2 separate regions of the Homo sapiens genome follow, and region 1 is linked to region 2. A link is a loop called in an ENCODE intact Hi-C map of the cell type or tissue named here. Cell type or tissue: PC-3. All regions are shown on one strand. Links, peaks and the distances in the headings refer to the core of each region. The heading gives the core; the rest is flanking DNA. Region 1 overlaps SCAND3 (SCAN domain containing 3). Region 2 holds the start of ZSCAN23 (zinc finger and SCAN domain containing 23).

The links. A loop is a pair of places that touch in the nucleus more often than their neighbours do. Peaks named below come from ENCODE experiments on the same cell type or tissue, not always from the same donor. Only the 100,000 strongest peaks of a DNase experiment are listed, where the experiment ranks them.
Region 1: a loop joins it to region 2, with 3 times the contacts of the local background. A loop is called at or near these places in 2 of 110 quality-filtered maps.

What each region holds. Positions count from the first base shown.
Region 1 is chr6:28,584,169-28,587,085 of GRCh38, forward strand. SCAND3 (SCAN domain containing 3) reads right to left here. Exons shown (of 4, transcript NM_052923.2): 1 at 2,130-2,917. The coding sequence starts at 2,549. Among named protein-coding and RNA genes, the nearest start is that of SCAND3, 1.7 kb to the right of the region's middle. RefSeq lists an enhancer at 2,750-2,917. In PC-3, for the core only: a CTCF peak has its summit at 1,321 (motif pointing left); a DNase peak (open chromatin) is centred at 1,373; H3K4me3 peaks cover 1,849 bases; H3K27ac peaks cover 66 bases.
Region 2 is chr6:28,441,762-28,444,678 of GRCh38, forward strand. It overlaps ZSCAN23 (zinc finger and SCAN domain containing 23), which reads right to left and starts at 1,730. Exons shown (of 4, transcript NM_001012455.2): 1 at 1,638-1,730. RefSeq lists enhancers at 1,529-2,039, 1,613-1,662, 1,833-1,912. In PC-3, for the core only: no CTCF peak of the experiment used is centred there; a DNase peak (open chromatin) is centred at 1,760; H3K4me3 peaks cover 1,715 bases.

The DNA of each region.
Region 1 (2,917 bases), core at 212-2,711, 140 kb after region 2:
AATGTTTGCTTTAAATAATAAGCTTTAAAGATTGCAATCACACCATGATTAAGGGGCTGCAGTAAAGAAGTTGTATTGGGAGGTAAAATGAGAACTGTGATATTTGAGGAAAGCTCAGTGACTACTGGAGGGTGGCTTGGTGTATCACTGAGAATTATAAGAATTTTAAAAGACAATTTTTTTCTCTTGCAATGTTTTATTTTTTTTTAATCTACAAAAAAATCACCCGAAAGATCAGAAAATATCTGCCCTGTCATCTAGTCTCTCTTGCTAGACCTGTAGTAGGCACCAAGGCTAGTCTTTACAATTCATTTTAAAGCTTATAGATTGGCAGAATGATAATCACAGGCTTTAGCTTTAAAATTCCACTGGCATTTGCACCCAGCATCACCATCAGTTGATCCTTTGTAGCCTTAAACCCCACAGTGTGTTTCTAGAGTACTTCCAGTCCTGCTTACTCCATTCTGGATCAATGCATCCAAATTCTCCACATATCCCCTTGAGGGCATCTGCTTCCAATAGAGACTGGTTTCATAAAAAGTAAAAATCTGAGCCAGGGGATGGCCTTCCTTATCAATCTAATTTCTTAATGAGGGGAAAATGTCTTTGCAGCTTCTTCATCTGCACTTACAGCCTCGTCTGCACAGACAGTTTAACACTGTGGAAAGTACAGTAGTTCTTGAAGATACTAAACCAGCCACTACTTCCACTAAATGAAGGCACTTCTGCGGGACTTCCATCTTTTTTTCTTAATGTCTCCATACATTGTGAAGGTATTTTCTTTAACTCTGAGAAAGACTGCATTGGATTGCTTCCTTGTTTGGTATTCAATCCACACACTTAACAAATGCTCCATTTCCTCCATTTCCTTATTCCTTGTTCCAACAGATTTCATAACACTGGCAGTTGTTCCAGCTAGATAATTTTATTTTTCCCATCATTGTCTCTAATTGTACATACATTTACTCCTTTATGCCAGTTGCATGACCAATCTCACAGTTTCTTTTCTTTCAAAACACTGTATAGTTTCAAACTTGTCTTCAATTGTTAAAGCTTTTCTTCTTTTATACTCACTAGCAGAAATTTTATCACAAGCACACTTCTATGGCACTTGCAAAACCCTCTGCTTGCTCCTTTTCTGGAATACAAAAAACTTTAGCAAAAAATACACAAAGATGGGAGGGAACAATGTAAATAAGTGCTTCCAAGACAGCCAGAGGAAGGATGTGGGGGCAAATGGGAATTATGTACAGTACTGTATGTATTCAGGACTTGCTGTGCTCAGCTACATCAGATACTCTGAATTCAGCTACTCCCACCTGGTGGCCCCAAACATCAACTTGCTGGGAAAACTCATACATGAGCTTACACAATTTCAGCATTATACTGACTCATTTCTGGCATACTGACCTCATTTTAAAAGATTTTGCATTCCAGAAACATGCGTTTTTAACAGATCAGACTGTATACATAAAGGGTTCACATTCTGAAAGAGTTCAGATAAATGTATGAATAGTATCACTAAAAAATATAAGAATGTCTGGCAATATCCACAATGTTCTAAAATTACTGTCAAAGAAGGCAAATATACTCCTTTAGAAACAACTCCACTGTAATGGCAAAAAGCTTTTAAAATTCTTCTAAAAATAATTTTGAGCTCAAAACATTTTACATACCAACTCTAGATACTGAAAAGAACCAAGGAAATCATGCAATTAGTATTTTCATTGTACAGATGAAGACATTAATGTCCCAGAGAAGGTGTAATATGCCCAAGGTTACACAGCTAATTAGTAACAGAGCCTAGATAGCTTCAAAAGACAGTAATTTTTTAAAAAAAATTTACTATTGTATATTTCTTTAATCTCATAGTCACTACATAAAATATATTTTCTACTGGTAAAAAATAGATCAAGCTTTTCCATTTGGTTAAATCATTTAATTATTTGTATCATACACAAAAACTGTTATCTCATATGCACGCATCTATTCATCTACACCAGTGATCAAATAAGAAATAATGCCCCAAACCAGGGTTTCCAACCACCAGCGCGAAATTACTCCCATTACTCCATTCTGGATCCATGCACCCAAATTCTCCACAGAAGATGGCACCTCCAATTTCTCACCTGCTGTCTAGGTTCATCAAGCTCCCTCTCCAAATCTTCCAGCAAAGTCACCACCTCTTCTCCACTCTCAGGATTATGCTCCCGCACCCAAGACTGGAGCTCCTCAGGCAGGATGGTCAGGAACTGCTCCAGCACCAACAATTCCAGGATCTGCTCCTTGGTATGTATCTCTGGGTTCAGCCACTGACGGCAAAGTTCCCGCAGTTGACTCAGAGCCTCCCTGGGCCCAGGTGTCTCCTGATAGCAGAACTGCCTGAAGCGCTGACGAGAGAGTTCCCTGGTATAAGACAAATTCCTACGTAGGGCTGATTCCTGATCCCAAGTGTGGTCTTCTTCTTTAACCTTTACTTTGATAATCTCCCCTTGTTCTTCTGGAGCCTGGCCAGCCAAGGCTGGGAAGACCCTAGAGACTGCTTCCATCCCGAGCTTAGACAGCTCAGGCAAAGGTTCTCTCCAGTTGGGGTCTAGGCAAATGGGTGATTTTACTTGAGCTCCTTTTTTGTTCTTGGTCAGGAAAGTTTTTGATATAAGAAAACACTCAACACAGGACAACTACAGACTCAGTTTAAAAGGACTTGTTTACGTGACAACACAGGGCAGTTACTCGGGCAATTCCATTGAAAGTGAAGCCATCCTCTGAAAAGACCAGAAATAGTGAGCACAGAGCGACTCACTAAAGCTTCAGGGTCACAAATTGAGCGGCAAGATACTTGCGAGACAGAAAACCGAGGTTATGACGGATACTTTGGCCCTAAATAAAGCCTGGGTGTATGAGCCTAGGCAAGGAA
Region 2 (2,917 bases), core at 270-2,769:
ATGTATACACATGTGCACACATAGAGTTGATATAAGCCCATATATTTTATTTACCTTAGACAAGCAGAAGGTAGTATGAGATAGCAGAGAACACAGGCAGATCTGGTTGTTAATTTTTTTTTTTTTTTTTTTGAGACAGAGTCTTGCTTTTGTTGCCCAGGCGGGAGTGCAGTGGTGCGATCTCGGCTCACTTGCAACCTCTGCCTCCCAGGTTCAAGCAATCCTCCTGCCTCAGCTTCCGGAGTAGCTGGGATTACAGGGACCCACCACCACTCCTGGCTCATTTTTGCATTTTTAGTAGGATGGAGTTTCACCATATGGGTCAGGCTGGTCTCGAACTCCCGACCTCACGTGATCTGCCCACCTCGGCCTCCCAAAGTGCTGGGATTACAGGCATGAACCATAGTGCCAGGCCATCTGTGAATTTTAACGCAGTGATCTTGGGCAAGTTAGTTGATTTTTCTAAGCCTCAAGCTCATATATGAAATGAGGTCAACAACTGCCTTGCCAACTTGTTGAGAATATTAAATGAGATAATGCATACAAAGTGTTTTTGCACAAAACCTGGCATATAAACATGCAAATTAATCTTTTAATAAGATAATGTACAATTTTGGTACAATGGTAGTTTAATTAATAGTTGCTACTTTCCCTTAGGGCCAAGACTGTAATCTTTTTCTATTGCTCAAAGAACAAGATGAGTGGGTGAAAACATGCACACAAACCAATAAAACGGCTGTTTCATCAGGTTTGCAGAAACACTGAAAGATATACGTCTTCAGATATATTCTCTCCAATCAAATCCTAACTAGAAGCCCAGGACTACTGAGGTACAAAAGAAGGACGGGATTCAAATGAGCGAAGTAACTTCCCGGGTTATAGCTGTAAAGCTAATATAGGAACAGAGTGGAGTTAGCATAGCAAAGGTTTTAAGAAAATGGAGTCTGGAGCCAAATTGCCTGTATTTGAATCCTGCCTACACCCCTTACTCGCTCTACGACCTTGGGCAAGTTACTAACTTCATTTTCTTCTTGTATGTTAATTTTAAAAAGGGGCGGGACAGAGAGGTGGGGTGTAGTCTACATAATAATAGTGTCTATCTCATAGAGTTATGAGAAGCAGATAATATTTGTAAAGTGCTTAGAACAGTGCTGGGCTGGCACATAGTAGATGCTATTTATTCTTTTAAAAAATTCGATAGCAGCAAGAGCCTTTATACTATGTGAGTTAGACTAAGAAAGGCTGTGGCATAGTTTAAAACTATCCCTGCTCATTCTTTAAAATAAGTCCACAGTAGAGAATAAGACATCGGAAAATACAAACATTTCTTCATATCCGAATCTATTTGAATCCTAAGATGCAGATACGGAGAGTTCAGAGTGCCATCAGTACAGGGCAGAGAGGTTGAAGAGCTCAGGAACAGACATAGGGTGGGGGAAAGGGGTAGGGGCAACGACGCTGACTTTTGGTTAACAAAGCCCTTCCAGGCTGCGGAGCAACCTCCTCTGCCCTTCACCTGCCCGGCCCATCTCTGGCCAAGAAGACCCTGCCGCCAAATCCCCACACCCAGTCCAGGTCGCAGTGCACAGACTGGCCCTTCCGAAGCCCCTCAGCGGTAGCCCGACTCCGAAGCTCACCGAGGCATCCGTGAGAGGAGATGCCACCTAGCGCAGATCACATCTGCTCTGAATCCTTGACAACCGCAGCCCAAAGAATGATAAACTACAAAGGCCGGAAATGCGTCACCGCGGCCCGCTCTCCGCGAAACAGCGGTTCCGGCTGTGTTCCTTCTAGGAAGGCCGGAGGTTTCCACACCTCTGTGGTCGTCACTCTGAATCCCGTCTGTAGTCTTAAGTGAGATACTAGGTGACACATTGTCTTCCACGCGGCAATATAATAACGGCCAACATAGTGTTTTAACACGTATTAATTCATTACCCCGCATAACAACCCTGTGAGTTAGGTACAATTATCTCCATTTAACAGGTGAGGAAACTGAAGCACATTTCTACATTTATTAGTTGCCATTTCCTGCAAAGAATACCCTTTCTTTTCCCTGCCGTCTCATTTTATCACGATGAACTCATGGATTCCTTTACAAATAATTACTGTTATTATTATGTTGATGCTCAAATTATTTAAAATTTGGTCAGTTGGAGCCCTTTCACACTGCTCCCTCTCTTTTCTTTTTTTGACAAAGTCTCCAGGCTGGAGTGCAGTGGATGCGATCTCAGCTCACTGCAACCTCCGCATTCCGGGTTCAAGTGATCCTCCTGTCTCGGCCTCCTGAGTATCTGGGATTACAAGAACACACCACTATGCCTTAGTGAGGCTGGTCTTGAACTCCTGTCCCTCAAGTGATCCGCTCCCTCGGCCTCCGAAAGGGCTGGGATTACAGAAGTGAGCCACCGCACCCGGCCACAAACAGGTTTCTATGTCCTTTGATAAGTTCCCAACAGTTTTTGTGCACTTCACTTTCTCACAAAAGATATTTCAGTCCCATTTTATACTATTCCTACCCTAAACCTAGAATCACCATTGCTTCATGAAGCTACAGTACATCAGTGAAAAATGGTATATAGAAACCAAGATCTGGATTTCGGGCAATGAATAACCTCATTGCTACTGTGTCTGGCATTGGTTCCTGCCAGTCTACTGTGTCCAGAATTGGCTCCTTCCAGTGGGTTCCTGCTCTGACTTCAAGAATGAAGCCGCGGATACTCACGGTGAGCATTACAGTTCTTAAAGATGGTGTGTCTGGACTTTGTTCCTTCTGCTGTTCAGATGCGTCCAGAGTTTCTTCCTTCCGGTGGGTTCGTGGTCTCACTTGACTTCAGGAGTGAGGTCGTAAACCTTTGCAGTGAGTGTTACAACTCCTAAGGGTGGCGTGCCTGCAGTTGCTTCTTCCTTCTGGTGG